2 separate regions of the Homo sapiens genome follow, and region 1 is linked to region 2. Evidence: chromatin contacts called from ENCODE Hi-C or POLR2A ChIA-PET data. All regions are on one chromosome and are shown on one strand. Each heading gives the region's core, a stretch centred on a gene start or an enhancer-like site at or near the end of the contact. The rest is flanking DNA. Distances are from core to core; before and after follow the strand shown.

Region 1 (5,779 bases), core at 1,328-3,827, 2.9 Mb before region 2:
CGAGACCAGCCTTTAGCAACATAGCCAAACCCTGTCTCTAATAAAAATACAAAAATTAGCCGAGCATGGTGGCACGCACCTGTAATCTCAGCTTATTGGGAAGCTGAGGCAGGAGAATCACTTGAACTCAGGAGGCAGAGGTTGCAGTGAGCCAAGATCGCACCACTGCACTCCAGCCTGGGTGACAGAGCAAGACCTTGTCTCAAAAAAAAAAAAAAAAATGTGAAGGGAAAGCCCACAATGATAGCACTTTCATGCTGGCAAGCCCACGGATGGTGCATACTCAGTGTCTCTGGGGGAGCAAAACTCAGGAGCCGACAGCCCTCACCTAGTCAGGTGGTTTATTCACAAACTGTCCACTCCCAGGACTTCAGGATGGGGCAAGTCACAAAGCAGGATGTTTTCAGTGGGGAATGTTTAAGTCCTTCAAGGAAAATACCGTATCATGAGCTTTTCAGGGACAGGTATCTGTGACCCACCTGTGTGCAATGCCTCTGTGGTCCTGATATTCTGGTGCTGGGCTTGGACTCAAGCTGTGGGTTTCAACCCAGCTTAACCTTATCTGCATGACCTTGGGGAAGGCACTTCCTCTTTCTGGAATTCAATTGTCTCGTTTGCAAAGTGGGACCATGATATCATCTCTACAAAACCCTCTAAACACAAATGAAGAAACTTCCCATACCAAGCACCCAGAATAAAGAAAAAGGCTAGAAAAACCAGAAGCTATTGAATCACTTTTTTCCCTTTTTTTGCTTATATGTGCTAATTTTTCTACCATGGTCATGGGTTACCTTTGAATTATTATAAAAGTGAGTAATTAAAGGGGGTGGAGCAGAGCTGATGTGAAGGAAAACGCTGAGCTTGGCAACTTTCAGGGCCTCCTCTGTGCCAGGCACAGTTGCTGATGCTTCACCTATGTGACCTCATCTCTTTGTCCCAACAAGCCTGAAAGGGAGGCATTATGGCTCCTACTTCCAGCTGGGGAGACTGAGGTTCCCGAAGGAGTCAAGCCCTCACTATCATGAGAGCCTGTGGTGATGGTGATGTACCAGGAAGGCGCATACAGATGTGTGGCAGCAGCAGCAAGGTGAGCACTGCAACTCTGAGAAAGCGGAGCCTCCCCCCTTTCTTGAGACACTGCCTCAGAGCCTCTGAGAAAAGCCTTCCCCACTGGTGATACGCCACGAACCTGCTCCTGGGGGACCTGCTCTGGATTCTTTTAAGATCAAAAAAGTTTATTATTAAATAGCAGCATCGTGTCCAGTCAGAAAAGCTTAAGTGTATGAACGTCCTTTTTTATTTTATTTTTTTTGAGACAGAGTCTCCGTCTGTCTCCCAGGCTGGAGTGCAGTGGCGTGATCTTAGTTAACTGCAAGCTCCGCCTCCCGGGTTCACGCCATTATCCTGCCTCAGCCTCCCGAGTACTGGGACTACAGGCGCCCACCACCACGCCCGGCTAATTTTTTGTATTTTTAGTAGAGGCAGGTTTTCACCATGTTAGCCAAGATGGTCTCGATCTCCTGACCTCTCGTGATCCGCCCACCTTGGCCTCCCAAAGTGCTGGGATTACAGGCATGAGCCACCACGCCCAGCCTGAATGTACTTTTAAAACATGTTTCTGCTGCTGGGCGCGGTGGTTCACGCCTGTAATCTCAGCACTTTGGGAGGCCAAGGTGGGTGGATCACTTGAAGTCAGGAGTTCGAGACCAGCCCGGGCAACATGTCAAAACCCTCTCTACTAAAAATACAAAAATTGGGCGTGGTGGCACATGCCTGTAGTCCCAGCTACTTGAGAGACTAAGGCAGGAGGATCACTTGAACCCAGGAGGCAGAGGTGAGCCGAGATTGCGCCACTGCACTCCAGCCTGGGCAACAGAGCAAGACTCTGTCTCAAAAACAAAAACACATGTTTCTGCATAAAAGCATTGTTTGTATGCCATATTCTCCTTCTATTGAGTAGCAACACAATTCATCCTCTAAACAAAAAATGCTAATTATACTTTGCTAAAACATATCTCCAAATATGGATTTAATAAAATGCTTTTCTCAAAAAAGAAAATAAAAAGGGTCCTGCCATTTATAAGTAGATTGCTTCTTTCAAAAGGCAAATGCCAATAAATGACACTTCATCCTGGAGATGTGTAGTCCACCTGTTCTGTGCCCCTGAGCCACCACCTGTTGCCAATGTGTCTGCAGCCAACAGGGCTAGTCCTAGTAACACGGTGCCCCACCCCACACCACTGCCCCACCCTGATACTGAAACTGCAGCTGATGGGGTAATGCTCTGAGCTGCCCAGAGGAATGAGGCAGACAAGTCCTGCTGTGGCCTGGAAAACCCTCAAAAGAGTCAGTGCAATTCTCAAGATCACAGGTATCTGCCTGTTGCTCAAGAGTCCCAACCTGGCCACAGTGAGGGTAGTGAGTGATAGAACAGGGGAAAGGAGACAGCCTGTGGCGCTGGCTCGGGCACAAACCACTGGTGAATCAGACCTGAATTGATTCCTGGAGCCAAGTACTGTTTGCCATCTGTCTGAGGCTTTATCTGCCAGGGAGATGGGCAAGTGGCCAGAGCCCTCTCAGGGTGAGGGGTTGAACAGCCAGGCTCCAGCACACTGCCATACCAGATGTCATGACTGGTCACTCAGAAAGGGCACCGGATGGGGTGGCAGGAGGCCGAGCCCCTGGAGATGGCCCCCCTAGGCTCCCTGAGTCTCAGCCACCCCCTCCTCCTCCCTGGGCCTCAGGCTCTTCATCTGTAGCATGAAGGTGTGGGCAGTATAAGGACTTTTCCCACTATGGCTGCAGAGGGCTCACAGGCACTTGGTTGAGTTGAAAATATATACAGGTCTAACAATTTTTAAGTTTTCTGTTTTTTCCCCCACATAAAACCTATTCAACCAAATGCCTATAAACATGTTGGGGTGATGTTCTTCTGACGTCTGTGCTTCTAGGTTGTTTATGGGATGGACCTTCCTATCCTGTCACCTCGGGGATTGCAAAATAAAGTGTTAAAAAATGTTACCATTTGCACTTCTCTATTCAACCAAAATAACAGAAGGAAATTGGATTTCTCTTGTCTTTATGAGCCAATATTATTAGAACCTATACTTTTTATAGCTATACCATTTTTAGCTGTTTTCTGTATTCTACATAAGATTTCATTCCAAAAACTTTAACTATGTTTAAAGTTTGAAAATCACCATCCCTGGCTGGGCATGGTGGCTCACGCCTGTAATCCCAACACTTTAGGAGGCCGAGACAGGCAGATCACCTGAGGTCAGGAGTTCCCGACCAGCCTGGCCAACATGGTGAAACCCTGTCTGTACTAAAAAAGCAAAAATTGGCCGGGCGCAGTGGCTCACGCTTGTAATTCCAGCACTTTGGGAGGCCAAGGCAGGCAGATCATAAGGTCAAGGAGATCGAGACCATCCTGGCTAACACGGTGAAACCCCATCTCTACTAAAAATACAAAAAATTAGCCGGGCGTGGTGGCGGATGCCTGTAGTCCCAGCTACTCAGGAGGCTGAAGCAGGAGAATGGCGTGAACCCGGGAGACAGAGCTTGCAGTGAGCTGAGATCGCGCCACTGCACTCCAACCTGGGCGACAGAGCAAGACTCCGTCTCAAAAAAAATAAATAAATAAAAAATAAAAATTAGCCAGGCGTGGTGGCAGGCGCCCATAATCCCAGTTATTCAGGAGGCTGAGGCACGAGAATTGCTTGAACCCGGGAGGCGGAGGTTGCAGTGAGCCGAGATCACATCACTCTACTTCAGCCTGGGAAATAAAGTGAGACTCAGTCTCAAAAAAAAAAAAAAAAAAAGAAAAAGAAAAAGGAAATCACCATCCCTGATAATCTCTAAGGTCCCTGTAGCTCTGACATTCTACTAGTCTACCTACCATTCTAAAGCTCTGAACAAATTCATAGGGTTTTAAACCTGTCAACATGGAACCTTTTAGTTTCCTGCCTTTGTTTTTATGCACTTGGCTCTTCATATATCCAACTTCCTATCCAAATCCCATTCTTTCAGCACTTCAGTAAAACCCCTTCCTCACAAAGCACTTAACATGGGTCTTGGATCTAAGCCTTGGTTTCAAAATAGGGTAACAGAGCCTCCCTCAAGTGGTTAGGTTTAAGTGAGTAGGTAGTATGTATATGTAAAATGTTTAGCAAAATGCTGATACATAAAGCTCAAGGATCAGTAATTACTGTTATGATTATCTTTGTTAATGTGTTATTATTGTCATGGTGGAAAAGTCAGTGCAGACTCAATTCCCTGAAGAGATGTGCAACCTCAGGCAAAAAGTCTGGCCCATTCTCGATGGTGCAGTACTGCCTCCTAGTGGGTAGCTGGGCATTTTTTTTTCTTTTTTTTTTTTTTTAGACTCCTGTCCCCCAGGCTGGAGCGCAGTGATGCAATCACGGCTCACTGCAACCTCAATTTCTCAGACTCAAGCGATCCTCTCACCTCAGCCTCCAGAGTAGCTGGGACAACAGGCACGTGCTACCACACCCGGCTAATTTTTTATTTTTAGTAGAGACAAGGTCTTGCTATGTTGCCCAGACTGACTCCTGAGCTCAAGCAATCCTCCCACCTCTGCCTCTCAGCCCAAGTGCTGAGATTACAGGCATGAGCCAGTGCGCCCAGCCAATTTTTTTTTTTTTTAATGACTGTCACACTGGCCAGGGAGGTTAACTGGCTGTAGGGTGAAGAGGACAGAGATATTAAATGTCTGGCACACAAAGAATTGCCCATGCCCACAGGACTGAATCCATTACAGGTATAAAATATAAAAAGTGCTTTAAATTTTTCGAAACCTGGCTGGGCACGGTGGCTCACGCCTGTAATCCCAGCACTTTGGGAAGCTGAGGCAGGTGAAATCACCTGAGGTCAGGAGTTCAAGATCAGCCTGGCCAACATGGTGAAACCCCGTCTCTACTAAAAATACAAAAAAAATTAGCTAGGCTTGGTGGCAGGTGCCTGTAATCTCAGCTACTCGGGAGGCTGAGGCTGGAGAATCACTGGAACCCAGGAGGCAGAGGTTGCAGCGAGCCAAGATCGCGCCATTGCACTCCAGCCCAGGTGATGGAGATTCCATCTAAAAAAAAAATAAAAATTCAAAAGCTGGGGAACTTAGCACAAGAAAACATTATGTGCACATTTCACATATAGACATACCTCAGATATATATGGGTTCAGTTCCAGACCATGTCAATAAAGCAGGTCACACAATTTGTTTCCCAGTGTATATAAAAGTTATGTTTACATTGTACTGTAAGTGTGCAAAAGCATTATGTATTTAAAAATGTACAGGGGCTGGGCATGGTGGCTCATGCCTGTAATCCCAGCACTTTGAGAGGCCGAAACAAGTGGATGGCTTGAGCCCAAGAGTTTGAGACCAGTCTGGGCAACATGGTAAGATCTCATCTCTAAAAAAATACAGGCCAGACGCAGTGGCTCACGCCTGTAATCCCAACACTTTGGAAGGCCGAGGCAGGCGGATTACCTGAGGTCAGGAGTTCGAGACCAGCCTGGCCAACATGGTGAAACCCTATTTCTACTAAAAATACAAAAATTAGCAGGGCATGGTGGTGGCTGCCTATAATCCCAGCCACTCGGGAGGCTGAGGCAGGAGAATCACTTGAATCCAGGAGGCAGAGGTTGCAGTGAGCCAAGATCGCACCACTGCACTCCAGCCTGGGTGACAGAATGAGACTCTGTCTCAAAAAAAAAAAAAAAAAAATTAGCCAGGCATAGTTGTGTGGGCCTGTAGTCCCAG
Region 2 (5,814 bases), core at 841-3,340:
ACCGGAGCCCAGCACACAGCTGGGCAGGGGGAGGGACAGAGCACACAAGAGGCCATGTGCCTTCCCTGGTGAAATGTGATCAGTCAGTCACCCTGCAGGGGGGAGTCAGGGGGCAGGGAGGGGAGGATCGGATCCCCACCCCACTTTAAACCAGGCTTCAGGGCACCCCAGGAATTCCTGTTATTTCTGTGGGGCTCTTCCCTCTCTGGGTGTGGGGAGGCCCACGTCCATCCACACAGTGGAGATGGGAGAGGAGCTCAGCCACCCGAAGGCAGCTGGGCAGGTAGGTAGCCCCACACAGGCTGCAGCCTCCCCATCACGGGAGGCTTTTTTTTTTTTTTTTTTTTTTTTTGGAGACAGGGTCTCTCTGTGTCGCCCAGCTGGAGCGCAGTGGCATGATCAATTATGGCTTACCACAGCCTCAGCCTTCTGAGCTCAAGCATTCCTCCTGCCTCTGCCTCTGCCTCTCAAAATGTTAGGATTACAGGTGTGAGCCACCGTGCCCAGCCACCCCTTGTTCTCTTGCCGCTAACACATCTGCTGAGCGGCTCCTGCTGTGCTGAGCGTTGAAGTGGGCGTAGAGGGCACTGAATGGACAATGGCTGGCGGGTGAGGGCCAGGAGAATGGGTTCAGTCCACCTGCCCCATCTTACCTCTGTGAAATGAGCGGTGAGGGAGAAGGGGCCGTCCTGGAACATGTTCTCCATGGACATGTGGAAATGGAGTAAGTACTACACCAACAGGTCTGGAGGGACCAGAAGATGGGTAAGGGGGTCCTGGGGGATGAGTCCGAGAGAGGCTGAACCAGACCAGTGGGCAACCTGGGCCCGAGTGGAGCAAGCAGCATCTCTGGCCAGAGAGGAGGCTGAGCCCCTCATCCACATATGGAGCAGCCCAGGAAAGGCAGGTGGGGCACCAGTGCCCAGGGGAACTTCAGCCAGATGTCCAGGGTAGCTTGATCTTCCTAATACTGGTCCAGGGTTACTTGGACCTGAAGCCTGTCCCCTGATGAACCCTGTCCTTTGCTCCCACCCCCTCTCTCCCGGTCCACCAGCCTGATTCCTGAACATCTCAGGAACTCGCCGTCTCCTTCCCCACACTGCCCCCTCTCCCAACCAGGCTAGGACTCTCCCAGAGGACAGCATCTGTCTGCCCACCTTTGAGAGTTTTAAACACAAGCCTGAGCCGACTCTTCCTGGCATAAAGCACCTCAGTTCCTCCCAGAGGCTGAGGACAGAGGCTGGTGAGGCCACCTCGTCCCTGCCCCATCTCTCCCCAGTCCCACTCCCTGCAGCTTCCACCTCCCTGACCCTGCTCCCACCTGCCTCTGGGCCTCTGGGCCTCTGGGCCTCTGCACAGCCTCTCCTGTAGCTAGAGCCCCCTTCTCACCACCCTCCCCCACTCAACCAAATGACCCTGTTTCTCCTTCAGCTCTCAGCCGGTCAGCTCCTCCAGGATGCCCTCCTCACTCTCTGCAAAGTCCTCTATTCTCTCACCAGACACTTATCCTGGAGTTGCCCTCTGACTTGCTGAGCCCCCCAGCTGTAATCCCCTGACACTGGGGGTGCTTGGTCAGCCCTAGCAGGGGGTCTCAAAAAATGCTTGTTGATGGCCTGATTGTCCTCAGTCTAACTGACTGTTGACTGATGGAACGTCTTGCCGCCTGACTTTCCTTCTCTGGCAGCCACAGTATGGGGTAAGCTGCAGTGAGGTTCTTGCAGAGAGGATGGGGCAAGAAGCCCAGCAGAAGGGAGAGCATGAACCCCCCAACCCGAGACTCACCCCTTTCCTTTTGAATTAGGAATCAAAAAATAACCAGGGCCTTGGGGTGATGGGCCCTTGGTGCCCAGGTCCTGACATCTACGTGGGCAGCTGAGCTGAACTCTCCCCTGCCTCAGACCAGTCCTCCTTTCCTCCTCCCCTCTTCTCTCTCCTCCTCTTTGTCCCCTCCCTTCCAGCCCCTCTGGCCCTGCCCCAGAGCAGCAGAACACCCAGCTGACAGCTGGACATGCCAGTCCCCACCAGCCCTTCCCCAGAGGGTCAGGTGACCCTTCCCTCCCCAGGCCACGGCAGCCCGGCCCTCCCGGGCAGACCTCCCGCACCAGGGCTCTGGTGAACAGCAAATGCTCCACGCTGGGACGGGCCATTGCCTGATGCCTGTACATGGTGGGCACTGAGAGACAAGATTCCTGGGCCCTGCCTTCCATACACTCCCCACGATCTCGGAGGAAGCTCTGGTGAGTGCTGCCTTGTAGGCAGGGATGGGCAGGGCCAGCCTCTTTGACGGGGCCTGACTGAGGGGAGAGAGGGTCTCGTGTTCACAGGGCCTGTCTGTACCCTGGGGTCTTGTCTCCATTCCAGGCTGGCCAGGAGTCTGCCCCACGGAGGTGCCAGCGTCTTCGTGGAGGTCTGTCCATCTGTGTGTGGCGGGGGTGGGGTAGGGCGTTGGGACAGTTCAGTGTATAGGAATTCTGGCATCTGTTCCTCTTTCATCCCTCTCCCTTCTCCCAGGGGAATTCCACCCCTCCCCTTCCAGGGGTGCCTGGAGCCCTCTCACTTCAGGGTGGACTGGGACTACAGAGGAAGCTGGGGGGAGGGGCAAGTACCGGGGGCTGCGTTAACCCTTAACAGAGGCCGGTGTCCAAGAAACGCGGGCAGCATCCCCTGGGCACAGGAACAGCATGTCCTAGCCCAGCAGCCCCAGCTTTCCACGGGAGGGGGCAGGAGGCCGGCACCAGGCTGGATGACATCAGCATCTACAGCAGCTGCCTGGGGCCTGGTGCAGGGTGGTGGTAGACCACGGGATGGCGGTCATGGGGGTGGGAGACATGTCTCCACCAAACGGTGGTCCCTGATGCCCTGGGCAGTGGTGGAGTCTTGGCCCCCACCCATGACTCTTCTAGGTACCCTAGTGAACCTGAGAACTGAGCTTGCCTTGGGGGCCTTAAACCCCCCATGCCAGGCCCCTTCCCCTGAAATTCTGATCCCATAGGGAGGGACTCTGCCTTCTACATTTTTAAAAAGCTACCCATTTATTTTTTAACCTTTTATTATGAAAAACTTCAAGCATACAAATAGAGGGAATGATCTCATGCACACTTGTACATCCTGCGCCTGATTTCAGCAGTGGCCCGAGTTTTGTCGTATTTGTTTCATTGAATACGCTACAGCTAGAGTGTTCTGACATCACAGCACGCCTCTCCCCTGCACAAAGTCCTCAGCAGGTCCTCACATAACCCACTGTCCACTAACAAATGAACAACTACCCATGAGCGTCTGCATCCTGTCTGCAGTCTCCTTTCCCCAGCTGGCCCTACATGTCTGTTAATGTTTTGTTAGAAAAGGATCCAGTCAAAAGGCATTGGGTCAGCAGGTCTCTTAAATCTCTTTCAATTAGAAAGAGCCTCTGCCAGCCCCCCGACCCCCCACCATGGTGATTTTTCCCCACCACTTTGCCTTGCTGAATCAAAGGGGGGGTTGTCCCATAGGAGGGTAAGAACATGGCAGGGTCAGACAGCTCTCAGTACAGATAGGGAAGCTGAGGCCCCGAGAGGCAGGCTCAGGGAGCCTGAGGCAGAACCAGGTCTCCTGTCCCCTCCTGGGCCACTTCCCTGCATCCCTGCCCCTCAATGCTCCTGTGGCCTCTGGGGCCCTCCCTGTCCTCTGCTGCTTCCGGGGGTCACAGGCCAGGCCAAGCCCACCCCCTGGCCAGCGGCATCTCCTTCTTTCTCCTGCCCTCCACAGAGCCTGAATAAATCCTTCCCAGGCAGAAACCCGGATGGTTGCTCTCTTGTTCACTAGCAGCCACAGGGAACAGCAATAAACTTTATGAGCATCAGGTCCTTCAGGGAAGAAAGCACGTGCACTGGCTGGGGAGGCGCAGGGTGGCAGCGCGTGCTGGCCCGCGGGCTGCAGTTGCAGTGTGTTACCTTAATAATAGTTACTGCAACTCATCCGGGGCTGGGAGGCCCAGCTGGCAGCTGAGAGGCCTCACCCACCCACCAGGGTGCCACAGCCTGGGCGGGATGGACAGATGGGGTGGAGATCGCTGGAGACCCCATCCTGCTCTGCCCAGATGGGCTCTCAAGTGCCCCACCACCCCCAGCCCATTCCCACCCCCTCCCCTTCAGCCCCTGACCCTGGTTAAGCAGTGGGAGGGGAGGGCAAGAGATGTTATAGAACGTTATGGGGAGAATCCAACCTCAATGATGGCTTCTGAGCTTTTCAAAAACATCTGCCTGGTGGAGGCAGAACTTCAGCTGCCATCGAGGCTCTCTGGGACAGGTCTGGGCAAAGCCAGGCAAACCTAGGGCAGTTCCAAGAATGTGTCCCCCAGTGGCTGGGTGAGGAGGTGGGTGCTGGCTTTAGTTTCCAGTTAATCCCTCTCAGGCATTTGGGGCCTCAACGTGTGTGCTGCTGCCCTCTGGTGGGGAAAAACCTTGCCTGCATTCTCCCTCAGCCACACACTCCCACACACGCACAAGCATTCACACACACTCACACAAACATACAAACACATGCACGCACACACACTCCATCCCATTATTGTGTTTTGACCTTAAAGAGCTGTTCCATCTTGCAACCATAAAACTGCCATGCTAACCGCTGGCAACACCTTACGTCTGTGGCTCATAGGTCTCTTGCACAAGACAGGTGGTGGCTGATCATATTACTTAGAGGAAGGCAGCAGGTGTGGGGCAGGGTGTTGGAGGCTGGGAAATGTGTAGGCAGGTCTGGGTGTTTAGCAATATCCAAAATCCTGGGTGCAGCTTCAAGAGGCAAAGTCCGGAGGAGAAAAGCATGGCTGGGAGGGGCTGTCAAAGCAGTTGCTAACCATGGCTGAGGAGCTGCGTGTCCAGGGGTCAGGATCTATTAGGGGGCCAAGAGGGAGAAGCCCTCGCAGCCTCTGCCTCCCCCAGAGCAGCCCTTCCAGTGGCACTTGACTTCGTGAGTCATCTTGCCCCCATGTTTCTCCCACCTTGACAGCAAGATCAGAACATTGTTGGTGCTGCTAAGTACATTTGTCAGTGGCTGAAGGGTTTCTAAACTAATAATCTCTGTATTAAAATCGTATTTGGTCCTCAAGCTGGAGAAATGTTGGGAGATTTTAAATGTTAAGAAAAAAAAAAGAAAAAAAAAACCCTCTCAAAGGATAAAATCAGCCCCGAAATAAGTTTCTATGACTGAGGAATATGAAGTATTGCTCTGTGATTCTAGAAACCAAGCCTTCTCCAGGGAAGAGATGCTCTCCTAAGCCACATATTTCAGCCACGGCTGGGAAAGTGATGTGTGAAGTCCCCCAGCACTAGGTATTGATCCCACCGAGCCGGAGAGCCACACGGACAGAGGGCGCACCATCCTACAGCCCTTGAGTCATTTTTAGAATGGATTTTAAAACTCCATTTTTCCCCCTGGAAAATAAGCTTGTGCCTTCCAACCTGGATGGCCCCAGATGATGCACAACCCCTCAGCCATGTGAGAAACTCCAAATTTCTCCTGCCCATTACAACCTAAGTGGTTTTAAATGGTTTTTGGGTCCTCTCATCTCTAATAGATTAAAAAATGCTCCCTCGGGCATCACAAAGACATTGAATGGTACTTGTACCAAACCTCTGGCTCCGAGAGACCTGTGAAATGTAAGTTAGAGCTTCAGAGGTGAGAGGGCAGGCCATAAACCATGCTGCTTTGCCGTCTGCCACATTTTATATTACAGTTTTCTTTTGCTACAAGCTGTTTCTTAATTATCTTCTACCCAGAAAGCCCTCTCCCCACCACCTAAGATTTATCGGGATGTGGTCCCGAAGGCTTCAGCAC

What was found. A loop is a pair of places that touch in the nucleus more often than their neighbours do. ChIA-PET counts read pairs that join two places held with the same protein, here RNA polymerase II (POLR2A). Pooled maps may share reads with other maps.
Region 1: a loop to region 2 is called in a map of psoas muscle, with 8 times the contacts of the local background. The contact joins the enhancer-like site here to the promoter of IP6K3 in region 2. A Hi-C loop is called at or near these places in 1 of 168 maps with a recorded cell type or tissue (psoas muscle) and 1 of 50 pooled maps. POLR2A ChIA-PET finds 5 or more read pairs at or near these places in 1 of 52 experiments (CD8-positive, alpha-beta T cell).

The regions. Positions count from the first base shown.
Region 1 is chr6:36,613,894-36,619,672 of GRCh38, reverse strand. No RefSeq gene overlaps it. Among named protein-coding and RNA genes, the nearest start is that of MIR3925, 5.7 kb to the left of the region's middle. RefSeq lists an enhancer at 4,559-4,608. Within about 2 kb of position 2,577, at least 17 of the 41 ENCODE cell types and tissues checked have a DNase peak (open chromatin) inside an H3K27ac peak, as active enhancers do; they include psoas muscle, where a contact is called at or near this core.
Region 2 is chr6:33,743,181-33,748,994 of GRCh38, reverse strand. It overlaps IP6K3 (inositol hexakisphosphate kinase 3), which reads left to right and starts at 2,090. Exons shown (of 6, transcript NM_054111.5): 1 at 2,090-2,237. RefSeq lists enhancers at 2,470-3,363, 3,364-4,256, 4,257-5,150, 5,409-5,814 and a silencer at 4,362-4,491.